3 separate regions of the Homo sapiens genome follow, and all the other regions are linked to region 1. A link is a contact called in ENCODE Hi-C data. All regions are on one chromosome and are shown on one strand. Each heading gives the region's core, a stretch centred on a gene start or an enhancer-like site at or near the end of the contact. The rest is flanking DNA. Distances are from core to core; before and after follow the strand shown.

Region 1 (4,728 bases), core at 1,418-3,917:
TGAACCCAGGAGGCAGAGGCTGCAGTGAGCCGAGACTGCGTCACTGCATTCCAGCCTGGGTGACAGAGCAAGACTCCATCTGAAGAAGAAGAAGAAAGAAGAAGAAGAAGGAGAAGGAAGAAAGAAGAAGAAATAAATTACCAGACAGGGAAAGGAAAAGAGCAAAAAAAAAGTCCACAAACTCAGTTCCTAAGAATAGTTCCCGTTCCTACCAAAGTAGAAAAACCACATAATTCACTTTGGGTATGGGGTAAGGAACTTTGAAGGGTACTGTCTTAGTAGTGGGATACAATTAACCCTACATAAATGACTGAATTGGTTCCACCTAAAAAAAATCAAAACCCAAAAGAACAAAATTGTTTTTCAAGTAAGTAAATTTTACAAAGTCTAGCATCTTGTTAAAAAAAAAAAAATTTCCAGGCATGCAAGAAGCAGGAAATTATGAACTGTAATGAAGAGAAAAATCAATCAATAGAAACTATGCCAGAAATAGCATAGATCATAGAATTAGTAGACAAGGATATTAAAACTGTCATTATAATTGTAGTCTATGTGTTTAAGAAGCTGCAGAAAAGTTGAGCATGTTAAGACATAAAAGATGTAAGACACACACCCACACCCAAATCAAACTGGTAGAGGCAACAACTACAATGTTTTATATGAAGAATGAACTGGACAGGATTTCAATATTAGATATTGAAAAAAGATTAATGAATATGAAAACATAGCAATTATCCAAAAGGAAACATAAAGAAAATCTTGAAAAAAAAATGAACAGAGCGTCACTGAGCTGTGAGACAATGCCAGTTAGTTCAATATACATGTATATTATGTACATGCACATGACTCCAATAGTCACACCAAAGGAGAGGAGCAAGAGAATGGAAAGAAAAAATATTTGAAGAAATAAGGGCAATGTTTGCATTTGTCTTGCTCTACCTGGTATTCCTATCAAGGCACCTGGTATATATTAGGTGTTTAATAAACATTTCTTGAACACATTTGCAGCAAAAAAAAATGACAACGAGTAAGAGATAAGCACCTGAGTGTTACTGCAACGTATTTAGGCCATCAGAGGACAAAAAAGGGGAATAATATGGAGAAAAGGCTTGGTAGAAGTGGCATGCCTTCAGCAGGGACCCACGAAATGGGTTCAACTGAGTGTGTACAAAGTTTGGAGACTAGGAAGGGATGAAGAAGGGCATTCCACACAAGAACAACACAAATGAAGATTTGGAGCCTGGCACAGTGGCCCACGCCTGTAATCCCAGCACTTCGGGAGGCCAAAGCAGGAGGACTGCTTGAGCTCAGGAGTTTGAGACCAGCCTGGGCAACATAGCAAGACCCCCATCTCTACTAAAAATTTAAAAATTTGCCAGGCATGGTGGTGCTTGCCTGTAGTCCTCGCTACTGGCAAGACTGAGACAGGAGGCTCTCTTGAGCTGTGATTGCACCACTGCACTCCAGTCTGGACAACAGAGAGAAACTCTGTCTCTAAAACAAACAAAAAGACTTGGAATCAGGAATAAATATGGTTGAAACTATACTATCTGGACTGAAGTGGTGGTTGCACTTAGTGGTAATGAGAAATGAAGTTAGTTGGATGAGTTAGGGTCAGAGTATGCAAGGCTTTAGAAATAGGAAACAGGAGAGAAACCATTGAAAGTTTCTGAACAGAACTTGTGATGATGAAATCAGAATTCAAGGGGAGAAAAAGGAGCATAGTGGTGGCATCCATGATGGATTTGGAGAAGAAAATACTAAAGGTGAATGGAAAGGGTGGACCAGGGGCAAACAGGTTATTAAAACAGTCCCATCATGAAGTGTTGAAATGCTGGATGTAAACACACCTACCACAGTATCAGTACAGACTAAGGGCTTGGATAAATGTTAGTCAAATCCAAGTACTAAAATTCTTCTTGGTTCGCGAAAATTTCAGAAGTGGCTCAAAAATCTGTAATGCATTAAGAATATTATTTGCTTCACAATATTTCATTTACTTAAGATTTTATAAGAATCAGCTGCTTATAAAATTGTTACTTTGTGGTGCACCAAAGCACCTTGTTCTCTCCCTCACCCAGATATGTTTCATGCTCTTTGTACTTTCCACCCCTTAACAGATTTGGAGGGAAGATTCAAGCCGTGGATTTTTAAATTTAAAGCAATGCTGTCACAAATTGAGAACTGACAACATGTCATTACACATTTAATTGCCACCGAATCCCAGAGTTTAAAAATTGTAAGGACCTAAGAGATAGGACCTCTCGTTGTACAGATGCGGAAACTGAGGCTGAGAGAGGGTAAGTGAACAGTCCCAGGTCACAGAGCTGCTAATGGGCAAGGTGGGACTAGAATCCAGGCTTGACTCCTCTACGCTGAGCCAAGGGTTCGAAGCGATTGGGATAAGGGAAGCCTGAGGCAGGGAACGAGAGTCAGGAAAGCAGCTCTTCCCAACCCTAGGAGGCCGGGGGACCTCGTCACCGCGGAAGGAGCGGAGCCAGGCCGACCTAAAAAGCCGCAAGTCCAGGTACCCTTACCCTGATGGCCGCGGCGACACACTCGGCCACCTTCCTGATCTCGCGATACTAGCCGGTACTCACTTTTCCGGCTTCCCCTAGGCCCCGCCCCCCCACCTCAGCCCTTCTGTCGTCATTTCCTGTGGGTCTGTAGGTTAAGGGAGAAGATGGCGGCGCTAGGGGAACCCGTGCGGCTGGAGAGAGGTGAGTGCAGCCGAGGCTCGGCGGAGGTGGGCGGAAGGGTTGGGGGAGTGCTGTGTCGCTGGAGGGGAGGAGGAGTGACCCAGGCTCTGAGATCCGGGCCACGCTGTCCCTTGTGCCGGCGCCAGAGGCCGCCGTTGTCTCTGTGCCTGGCTCTAGGAAGGGCGCTTACGGTATTTTGTCTGTTAACCGTAAGCCCTCCTCTGTTCACACGGACTGTTCCAAGGCACAGCACAACTAAACACAACCTGCCCGCTTCGCAGACACACGCCGCACACGCGCTCCCTTGGTGAGCACAGCAGAAGCAGCATTCGGAGACCCGTACACCCGAAAAGCAAACGTCACACACCCGGTTCGCACAGACTACACTCATTGCCTGTACAGCACGAGAACGGACACACGGTACAATTCAACAGAACCTCCTTTCCCCGCTGTTTGCACACAAACTCCTTCATTACTTTCTCCACAACCTCGCTTGTATTCGGGTTGGGGTATTTGCTAGCTTTTGTGCCCCTCCTAGAAATGGAGAGGTTGCTTTAAAAACAATCCTACTGACTTGGTCTTGGGAAGGAGGTTACGTAAGTAAGCCGAATAGTGGTAGATGCTAAAACACTTGCAGGTGCAGTGTTTTTCATTTCTTACAAACCCTACAATTGCAAACTGGTTGGCTGATTGCTTCCTAGAGCAGACTGTCAAGGAAAATAAAACCACCTCTGCTGAGTAATTAGAGATAGAGAAGCCTACGAAAATAACTGGCTATGCGCCTACCATGATTTCCAGCATTCCAGCGTTTCCAGTCCTTTTACAGATTTCCAGCATTCCACTCTGTCCCTAAGTCCTTTATTTCAAACAATTTCAAGCATGCTTTTCATACACCAGCATTAGAAATCATTGATAGGAATTGAGAAGTACAAATAAACATTTTGAGTACTGGTGGTAAAAAAAAATGTATATGTAGGATGGAGACTGAAATTATATTGCACATATTAACATTTGCAATTAGTCTAAATATTACTATTGTTCCCTAAGAAAACACATTTTTAGAATTACTGTACTTAGAAAAACCTCTTTCCTAATGCCTTCCCACAAACAAATGTGCACTTAATGTTGCTGATTTGCTCTTTACCGTGTTCACCATTTGGAAGCCTCACTGTAAATGAGATTGTTTCCGTTAAGCCTATTAAAGCATCATTTTAGAGGACTAGCTACTCTGGGAAGACTTGCCGAGTTAGGCCTAAGTCTCTGACATCTTCCTCTTGAGCACAGTGGCACTGTGTTTTATAGATGGGAGCAAATCTGTTTGGTGTTAACAGGAGTAAGTTTTTTCTTTGAAAGCTAGTTAAGATTCTAACGTATTGGTCTTTTGTGTTTTTGTTGTTGCTGTTTGGAGACGTAGTCTTGCTCTGTCGCCCAGGCTGGAGTGCAGTGGCGCGATCTCGGCTCACTGCAACCTCTGCCTCCCGGGTTCAAGCAATTCTCCTGCCTCAGCCTCCCGAGTAGCTGGGACTGCAGGCGAACGCCGCCAAACCCGGCTGTTTTTTGTATTTTAGTAGAGACGGGGTTTCACCGTGTTGCCCAGGCTGGTCTCGAACTCTTGAGCTTAGGAAGTCCGCCCGCCTCGGCTTCCCAAAGTGCTAGGATTACAGGCGTGAGCCACTGCACCCGGCCGGTCTTTGTATTTTTAAATGCAACACAAAATGTGGAACTTCTGTGGCATTTAGTTTTGATAGTCTTGGCTTTGTTTTTTGCTGTTACAGATTTCTTTTCTGTTCTTCAGTAGAAGACTCCACCTCTTAGTAGGATGAATTACAGTCAGCCCTCCATATCCATGGGTTCCATATTTCAACCAACTGCAGATTGAAAATACTCAGAAAAAAATCGTGTCTGTATAGAACATGTACAGACATTTTTTTCTTGTCCTTATTCCCTAAACAATGTGATATAACAACTGTTTACGTAGCGTCAGATATTGTAAGTAATCTAGAGATTATTTAAAGTATAGAGGGGGGAT
Region 2 (4,728 bases), core at 903-3,402, 5.7 Mb before region 1:
GAGGCGGAGCTTGGGAGCTTGCAGTGAGCCGAGATTGTGCCACTGCACTCCAGCCTGGGCGACAGAGCGAGACTCCGTCTCAAAAAAAAAAAAAGAAAAAGAAAAAATACAAAAATTAGCCGGGCGTGGTGGCGCACGCCTGTAATCCCAGCTACTCAGGAGGCTGAGGCAGGAGAATCGCTTGAACCTGGGAGGTGTAGGGTGCAGTGAGCCGAGATCGCACCACTGCACTCCGGCCTGGGCGACAGAGCAAGACTCTGCCTCAAGAGAAAAAAAAAAAAAAACCTAAATGTTCCAAAACTCAAAACGCTCCAAAATCTAACTTTTTAAGCACTGACATGACTCTCAAAGGAAATGCTCATTGGAGTATTTCAGATTTTGGATTTTCAGATTAGGATGCTAAAGTGGTAAGTATATATACGTAAAACACTTTCATATTCTGCTTTTCTTCATTTAATACGGTGGTTGCCTTTCTGTCAGTCATCGTACATTAGCATCAGTTTGCTGTGTGATATTCCATTGCAGAGATAAATCTTGTGATATTTTTAACCAGTCCTCCATTGCTGGATGGTGCAATGAACATCTGTTAATACATATCTTTTGCTCATGTGTCTGATTATTTTAAGGGTAAGATTTCAGCCTGTGGAAAGGGAGTAAGTGTAAGTTTGAGCAGAGGAAAGGAGACCTAAAAGAATAAGGCGAGTCTGGGAACAGTTCACTAGGTTATTTTAGGGCATTGGACCCCCGTAGGCGAGAAATGCTTGCAGACATCTAACGATGACGCTTAAATGGAAGAGCAGTTTGAGAAGATTTAGTATCATTTAATTTTTTATTTTTTATTTTTTTTGAGACGGAGTCTCGCTCTGTAGTCCAGGCTGGAATCTCGGCTCACTGCAACCTCCGCCTCGCGGGTTCAAGCGATTCTCCTGCTTAAGCTTCCCGAGTAACTGGGACTACAGGCGCAAACCACCACGCCCGGCTACTTTTTTTGTATTTTTGGTAGAGACGAGATTTCACCAAGTTGGCCAGGTTGGTCCTGAATTCCTGACTTTATTTATTTATTTTCTGAGACGGAGTCTCGCTCTGCCGCCCAGGCTGGAGTGCAGTGGCGCGATCTCGGCTCACTGCAAGCTCCGCCTCCCAGGTTCACGCCAGTCTCCTGCCTCAGCATCCGGAGTAGCTGGGACTACAGGCGCCCGCCACCACGCCCGGCTAATTTTTTTTTGTGTGTGTGTGTATTTTTAGTAGAGACGGGGTTTTACCGTATTAGCCAGGATGGTCTCATCTCCTGACCTTGTGATCCGCCCGCCTCAGCCTCCCAAAGTGCTGCGATTACAGGCGTGAGCCACCGCACCTGGCCTAGAACTCCTGACTTTAAATGATCCATCCGTTTTGGCCTCCCAAACTGCTGGGATTACAGGCGTGGGCCACCGCGCCCAGTCAATCTCATTTAATCTTAATGCCAGGTACTGTTCTAACACTTTTCTATGTATAATTTATTTCACTTGCAGGTACTATTATTATTCCCATCTATAGGCCAGAAAGCTGAGGTACGAAGTTTAATTACCAGAGTTACTTATCTTCGTTAAAATCCAAGCAGTCTGGGCTACAAACAATTATACCTACTTTGCAGTCAAGGAACCAAGCTGAGATGTTGAGCTGAAAACCCAGGTCTCAGACTTCAAAGCTTTCTACACAAGAGTCGACGGTGGCAGTAAAAATTAATGGGGGCTTGATCTATCCCTCCCACCCCCAAGAAAAGTAAAAAGCAGGAGCTGGGACCAGAGAAAACCTCCACGGAGTCCTTATCCCCTAAATATAAGAGGCATTTAACGTTTAGCATTGCTGACCTGCAATCAGGCTTCAACTGTGAGTAGCCAGGCTCTAAAGCTTGATAACTGAATTCCAAAAAGCGCGCGAGCCTCCAGGCGAAACAGCTTCCCGCCTTCCAGCCGGTTGGAGCCGGCTCAGCAACAGCCTCTCCAAGCCAGGGTAGTGACGTCAGCCCAGGAATTGGGCCCGCCCCGGGATCTCGCTGCTTTCTGCACGCTCGGAATAACCAGAGTCGCGAAATTAGCCCCGCCCACTGCCCCGGAAGTTAATGCGGAAGCCACACACCTCCTCCTCGGCCGGCAGGGGCGCAGCCATTTTAATTCATATTTGAGTGGGCGGTGGCGATTGGTGTTGGCGGTCTGGCTCAGCTGGGCAGGGGGTAACTTTACTGATTTGGGGGTGGTTTTTAGTTTAATTTTTCTTTTCTAGCTTCCCATCGACGGTCAGTGCGCACGTTGTAATCAGCTGAGGCCATGTCAGGAGACGGAGCCACGGAGCAGGTGAGGAAGGAGAGTGGTGGGGCCTCGTGGCGACCTCTTCTCCACGTCTGTTCCTCCGACTGCTCCAGACATGTTCGGCTGAGGAAGGAATTGGGTCTAGTGAACCCGGGGGACAGGGTATATAGAAGAGTGGTGGGAATGGGGAGCAAGATCTAAGATTTAATTTTTTTTTTTTTACTTCTCTCTCTTAGGCATGAATACGAGTAAATACTTGATTTAGACAATAGCGGTAGGCTGCTTCGTCCTATTTAGATTCATGGGACTACTCCAGATGGGATGCTTTCCTTTGATATCGTTTTGGTATTAGAGTGGATAGGAATTATTTTAACGTGCACCCGACGTTTTAGAAAAACTTGACAGTGTTTCTTTTACCCCGCCAAATATACTGTACCCAGAAATAGGTTACTAGTTTGAGAAATATTTGAGACAAAGCTAATCTGGAGAATTAAGACTTAATGAGAGCGAGTGAAGAAAGAAGCAAGTTATGCTGAGGTTTTGGGAATTTTGTGGCTTTCTTTCGTTTTCTTTTCTTTTAGCCACATTTCGTTTTCATTTTTCCAGCTACATAAACATTGCAGGTATAAGTTGAAAATGAGAAGTCTGTTTTGGCCACTGTAAATAAAAGCATCTGTTTTAATAGTAAATATGAGTGACAACTAAATATTTTAAAATTCACACTTTTAGGTTAGATCAGTGTGATTTGTTTCTTTTGCTCTTTGTATTCAGAATTTTGTAGGATAGTATTTACCTTTTAGTGTGAAAGAGGAAGCTAAATAGTTATGAAAAATGCCATTAAATGTGTTTTTCGATCTAAGTCCTGGTGTGTTTAGATAAATACAGTTTCTAAAATGGAGGCTAGGTAGCCTGCAGTCTCAATTTCCTGAAATTTCCCATTGCCATAGCAACGACATGCACTTAGGTTTTCGTTTTTCAGGTTCCCTAGCTTATAACGTGGAAGATGTTATTGGAGGTTGGCAGAGATGAGGCAAAATAGGAGCGTTCTATTGCATAGTCTGTAAGACTGTAGATTTCATTATGTCGGCAGTTTGATTAAATTGTTTTGTGTTTGCCCGAGGACTGGTTTCAGTCCAGAAATCTTCGCACTATTTACATTTTACATAGTGTTAGCATGCCCAAGCATGCAAAGTCTTAAAATTACTGTATCAAAACTGTTTACCCCTTTTCTGATCTAGTATTTGTTATCTGAAAGTGAAGGACTAATGAACTGAGGTTTCATTGAAAGTTTTCGAAATTCATTGTTAATTCTTAGAATTTATCTAAAATTACAAAGACACGGAAATGTTACCATGACCTCTTGAATGTTTTAGAACTGTGGTGTTTCAGTGGGACAGATGGTGGTGAAAATTTATAGAAAAATAATTTCTCCCAAAGGTTTTATTGTGCAAAGTTTAGAACATAGAGAAAAGTTGAAAGAAAAGTGCAGTGAACACCTGTAGGACAACTCTTCGCCTGGAATCAACAGCTGAAAGCCTTGCCATATTTGCTTTATCTCCCCATGCTGATAGATTGAGAACAGAGTCTTTGTCACTCACACTAGAGTGCTGTGACGCCATCACAGCTCACCATAGCTTCGACCTCCCTGCGCTCTGTGATCCTGCCACCTCAGCCTCCTCCGTAGCTGGGAGTACAGGCGCGCGCCACCATGCCCAGCTAATTTTTTTTTTTTTTTTTTTTTTTTTTTTGAGATGGAGCCTTGCTCTGTCGCCCAGACTGGAGTGCAGTGGCGCGATTTCGCCTTACTGCAGCCTCCGCCTCCCGGTTCAAGCGATTCTCCTGCCTCAGCCACCCCAGTAGCTGGGATTACAGGCGCCCACCACCATGCCCCGCTAATTTTTGTATTTTAAGTAGAGACGGGGATTTTGCCACGTTGCCCAGGCTGGTCTCGAACTCCTGACCTCAAGTGATCCGCCTACCTCTGCCTTCCAAAGTGCTGGATTTACAGGCGTGAGCCACCGTACCTGGCCTAATTTTTGTATTTTTTTTGTAGAGACAGGAATTCACCATGTTGCCCAGCCTGGTCTGGAACTCCTGGGCTCAAGCGATTCACCCACCTCAGTGTCCCCAAGTGTTGGGATTACAGACAGGCACGAGCCACCACGCCTGGTCCACGCATGTTTATTTGAAAGTATTTTGACACATTGCAGCCCCAAGTATTTCAGCATTCTCTTATAAATAAGAGCAAAATGTTGTTACATAACCACCATACCATTTCCCCACCCAAGAAAATAGTATTTCTAAAATCTAGTTCTTTAAATTTCCCCATTTGTCCCAAGAATGTGATTTTTTTTTTAACCAGAATCAATCTAGATTTACATATTGAATCATTTACTTCTGTCTCTTAAGTAGTCTCACCATTCTTCTCCCCTGGGGCTGT
Region 3 (4,728 bases), core at 1,665-4,164, 5.4 Mb before region 1:
TACCATCTGTCAGCTTCTGAATAGGTTACAGGAAACAAGGTGACAGACAGGCTAATTCTTTATGGATAAGTATCCATATTACATCATCACAACTAGTACTCATTTGCACCTTCACAAGAAACTGCCACAAAGGGGAACAAAAACATTCAACTGATATGTGCATTATGAAAAAGCTTTTTAAAATGGTATAAAAATATAAATAAGCTTCTGAAGTGTAGAATATTTAGACTTACAAGGCATATTTCAGATTTGCCATTTTTGATATAACTGAAATCAAAGGGAATATTTGCACAGTTTGAGGAATAAAATGAGGTATAATTCAGAAGTGTAACTCTGTACAGATGGCCTGATCCCAATACAAGATGTTAACAAAGCAGGCTGGCGGGGGAGGGGGGTAAACCTGCATTTTCTATGCTGTATTTTAGCTGATTCCCCCCACCGCTTATTTTTTAAAAAAGCAGGGGGAGAGGGCATGAGGGGTAATATTTAAGATTCAATAACTTCTAGTAAACAGAAAATAAATCTCCTTTAGATTATGTGTGCCAAGTGAATCTACTTACTGTTTTCAAGTGTGTTTGGGAAGTCATTTCGTGTTACTCTGATAAATAACATTTGGAAAATATGACAAGTAGATTTTAGTTTCTTGCCTCAGAAGTATTCTACTAAAAGAAGTAACTAGGTAGTATTTCAGTTCCATTTACCTAATAAATATTTTTCATTTAAAAGATAAAAAATGCGGCACAAATACCTATCATGCTGTTCAATGATGAGAAAGTAATTTTCATTTGTAAATTATCCTAGTCAATGCAAAAAGCTACTTGAAAAAGATAGTCAAATTACCATCAGCAAGAAATAATGGGTGAAGTGCCAAACGTCTTTCATGAAACTCCTTAAAATGGCTTACTTGTATGTAATACAAAATTATGGCTATTTCTGAAAGGTTTCAGCATTTAATTACTTAGCTCCAAATTGGCACATCACATTATTTTTGTTAACTCCCAAGTCTTGAAAACAAAGGGCCTAAAATTTTCTGAGAAAGCTTATATTCCTATTCTTGAAGCAAATTTTTCTCATTCTTTCACAATCGTCCCAATGGACAATCTAAGACAAAGACCAGCTACCCTTCACACTTATTTGCTCAATCATGAACGTAGAACTTTCGTAAAAACAAAGAAGATAACCTGGAACACGGTAATGTATAAACTTAAAACAAAAGTTCACTTCTGTCGTGAAAAATAATGAAGAAATCTGATGAGATCATAAAGCCACGAAGCTTCCTGTTGGTAGCTGAGGATGAAGTCATTAGCAACCCAGGATTCCCTGGTCCATGTAATCAGAAGCTGCACCTACCAGATTCTGTATTGTTCGGGAGAGGTGGCTTTAAAACACCCCGCTCACCAATTCTCCAAACCAGACCACGCCTTCCAGTTATCATTCAAATGGGACCGTTTCACAGTGTGGCACTACTACACATTTCCCGCGAGCTTAAATATCAAGTAGGAGTCAAAATTTTAGATTCCCTTGGTCATGCAAGATGAACTCTTGAACCCCACGCTACATAATGCACCCGGACCTTAAAGGCCGAGATGGAGAAGCATGCTTTGGTTCTTCAACCTTTACGGCCTTCACTACCCCCACCCCAACCCCCGCCCCATTTCTTCCCAACTCTCAGTCACCCCGAGGCATAGAAGGCAAAGAAAGATTCCTTACTTCCTGCTGTTGTTAAAAGGGGAGGAAACCTAAGAGCAACTTTGAACGCGTGGAAGAAAAATCGCCTAAATCTTGGCCACCAGCGCAAACATATGTCACCCGGCCCTGGAGCCGCGTTCGCGCCCTGCCGGGCCCCCTCTTCTGCCCTGCGCCCCGGGGATTCTCCCGTAGCCCAGCCCTCCCGGGCCCCCCAGTGTCTCCGGGACGCGGTTCCGCGACTCTTCCTCTCCCGCCTCCGCAACCCTCACACGCCGGAGTCCCCAAGACCGCATTGTCGGCCACCCAGGTTCCAATACAATGGATCGCCACTGCCCCAAACTCTCCGGCGCCCCCTTCGGACCCCCGGCGCCAATCCTGGGTCTCACAGATCCCGAGTTCAGCCACGAGCCCAAACTTCACCATGTGAGAGCCCAGGACCCAAGAGGTGACGGAGCCCCACGACTCCCGCCCAGCTATTCCTTCACCCGCCGTCCCCAGGCGCGAATCCTGCACCGGGCGCCCCCACCTACCCGCGACCACCCCGTAGGAGTCATCAGCCGCCTCCCCCGAGCTGGCCGAGGGCGAGCGGAGGGCTCCCCGCCCGGCCCAGACCTCTGGGCGGCGCTGCAACCGAGCGAAGGCCCCAAACGCATCCCCGGCCTTTCCTGGTCCACCGCGACCCCGCCGCCCACCCTCCCTACCTGGCCTTGAGGCTGGGGCTGCTGCCGCTACTGCAGCTGCCACTGCTGCAGCTGCTGCTGGCGGCGGCGGCGGCGGCTCGGGGTTCGTACGCCCAGGCTGGGGCGGGGGGCTGCGCAGCGGCGCTGGCGGGGACGGGGGCGGCGGGGGGCGCGGGCGGCGGCGGCGGCGGCGGCTCGGTGAAGCCCGAGGTCGCGTAGTTCCTGTCCATCGTGGGGGTGGCGTAGGGAGGGCGGGCAGCAGCGGGGGATCCTCCAGGGCTCCGTGTGACGGGGGCGGGCAGGGAGAGGGGGCGGGGGAGGAAGAGGGGGCGGCGGCGGTGGAGGGAGCTGCCCCCTCACATGGCCCCGGCGAGCAGGCGGGAGAAGGGCGCGCTGGCGAGTCTGGGCCGCAAAGACCCGGGCCGCGGCGGGCGGCGAGGCCCCAGCTGGGCGTCAGGGAAGCGGAGGCACCCGCGGCCGGGACTCGCGGCGACGGCGGCGGCGGCGGCGGCCGCTGCGCCCCATGTTGGTGGATTTCCCAGGATGCACCTCCCGCCCCCCTCCGCCCCGCGGCCTTGCCCCGCCTCCCCTCTGAGCCCCGCGCTTGCCGCTCGCGGGGCTGGCGGGCGGCCGCGAGGCCTCCGCCACCGCAGGACGCTTCGCGAGGGACAGTTGGGGCCGAGAAGGCGCGGGTCCTGCGGGGCCCGGCCGACTTCAGGGACTCCGAGGGGCGCCCGCCAGCCGGAGCCCGCGAACCGCAGACTTCCCGCCTTCCGCAGCCCGGAAGGGAGCTGTCCGCACTCGCCGCGGCCCGCGTGGGAAGGGACCGCGCCTGGCTATCGCCCCGCGCGGGGGAGGGGAAGTGGAGTGGAACCCAGCGTAGGGCGCTGCTCAGGGGTAGCCGGGTCAACGCTTTGCTTGGAGCTCACTATTTGACCCTTCGGGTTATTTTGAGGGACTCCAGTACTCAGTTCCCTGATCGCGATTTCTTTCTCTGCGCCCCAATCCAGAAACAGCTGAGCGAGCTCTTTTGCAGTTCCGCTTACTCCCTCCCCAAAGCTTGCTGGGCTAGAGGACCCTTTTCCTGCTGTTAGGGGAGATTTATATTCAAAGAGATTCAAATTCAAACGTATTATTTTCCAATCCTCGCTGAAAGGGCCTTTCCCAAGGGCTCTTATTAACTGTCCCCACCCCCACCTTGGGGATTTTTCTCGCTCTGGGTTTCAGAATCTTCTATCCCAAGATAGATAACCACCTCTTCATTGATTAATCCAACTACCATCTGGATGACTTTAATTACAATAAATTTAAACTCACCATGCACTCTGATGTTGAGGGGTTTTGTTTGAGACTTGGAACTTCAGCAGGACTCTCTCCCCAAACATTTCCTATCTGATCTCCAAGCTGCTTGGTGTGCGGTAATTTAATGACTATTTGCGGTTCTTCTGTTGCATAGCAGAGTTGTATTTCTTGTAATAACTCACAAGTATTGAAACTAGGGAATCGTACAAATCATCGTTTGGCCCTTGGGCCATAAATTTAAAGGTTAAAATAACAGTAAAATTTCTATTTAATGACCACCTCCTTTTAAAAATCAATATTGGTTTAACACCTATTATGTGCTTAGCACAGAAATCTATCCCTCAAGATAAGCATAACATAAAGGTTTAAGCAAATCAGCCGTAGTGAAAGACCTAATAAACTTGATACGCTATCTCTGATGACCATTGAAAAAGTTTAAACTTTGGTAATAATCTGGTGTTGGATCTGCTATGCCTTGCGAGATTAATTTTGTTCTGGAAGATCCTGTTTTCCTCCTGGCGCCTACATCCTTTTGTTCCTATTCATTCCTTTTTGCAAGTCTTTCTGCACCTGTGATGCTTGGAGCCTGGTCCCCGGGTGGGGAAGCAAGGAAGTGAGTAGTCGTTATTTACACATGAATTCAAACGTGTAGGCACAGCGACTTTGCCAATTTTATGTTAATTACAAAATGCATTTACTGAGGATATCTTTGAAAAGTGGTTTTTCTTTGAAAAGGAATTTGCGAACTAATCTGAGTTCATGCAGAGAAGTAACGTAAATCTTCATTACATTTATTTTTCTTCCTGCAAACTGGAAATGTGGGATCTAAATTAAAAAGTTTTCACAACTAGCTATTATATTTATAAGTACTTTTGTGAGCGCTAAAGTTTTGTCTCTATGAAAAGTATAGGAAATGGAGTGGCATGCTATAAATGTTTTATGACACTTAGTTTGAGATACCCACAACTGGCACTCAGAGTGAGTTACGCAGGCAATACCAAACAAGTGGCAATAAAACCTTTATAGTCCCTCACACCATTATGTAGTTTGTTTATGT

What was found. Hi-C counts contacts between places; a loop is a spot of excess contacts on that map. Pooled maps may share reads with other maps.
Region 2: a map of CD8-positive, alpha-beta T cell shows a loop between it and region 1 (7-fold over the local background). The contact joins the promoter of CSTF3 here to the promoter of LIN7C in region 1. A Hi-C loop is called at or near these places in 2 of 168 maps with a recorded cell type or tissue (CD8-positive, alpha-beta T cell and naive thymus-derived CD4-positive, alpha-beta T cell) and 11 of 50 pooled maps.
Region 3: a loop to region 1 is called in a map of CD8-positive, alpha-beta T cell, with 8 times the contacts of the local background. The contact joins the promoter of QSER1 here to the promoter of LIN7C in region 1. A Hi-C loop is called at or near these places in 2 of 168 maps with a recorded cell type or tissue (CD8-positive, alpha-beta T cell and naive thymus-derived CD4-positive, alpha-beta T cell) and 9 of 50 pooled maps.

What each region holds. Positions count from the first base shown.
Region 1 is chr11:27,504,708-27,509,435 of GRCh38, reverse strand. LIN7C (lin-7 cell polarity scaffold C) reads left to right here and starts at 2,667. Exons shown (of 5, transcript NM_018362.4): 1 at 2,667-2,720. The coding sequence starts at 2,684. BDNF-AS (BDNF antisense RNA) reads right to left here and starts at 2,584. Exons shown (of 7, transcript NR_033315.1): 1 at 2,538-2,584. RefSeq lists enhancers at 2,261-2,550, 2,621-2,750, 1,907-3,106.
Region 2 is chr11:33,158,904-33,163,631 of GRCh38, reverse strand. CSTF3 (cleavage stimulation factor subunit 3) reads left to right here and starts at 2,152. Exons shown (of 21, transcript NM_001326.3): 1 at 2,152-2,333. The coding sequence starts at 2,307. It overlaps CSTF3-DT (CSTF3 divergent transcript), which reads right to left and starts at 1,975. Exons shown (of 4, transcript NR_034027.1): 1 at 1,851-1,975. RefSeq lists enhancers at 1,768-2,187, 2,923-3,790.
Region 3 is chr11:32,890,997-32,895,724 of GRCh38, reverse strand. It overlaps QSER1 (glutamine and serine rich 1), which reads right to left and starts at 2,914. Exons shown (of 13, transcript NM_001076786.3): 1 at 2,391-2,914. The coding sequence starts at 2,599. RefSeq lists silencers at 2,142-2,541, 2,622-3,241 and an enhancer at 3,989-4,563.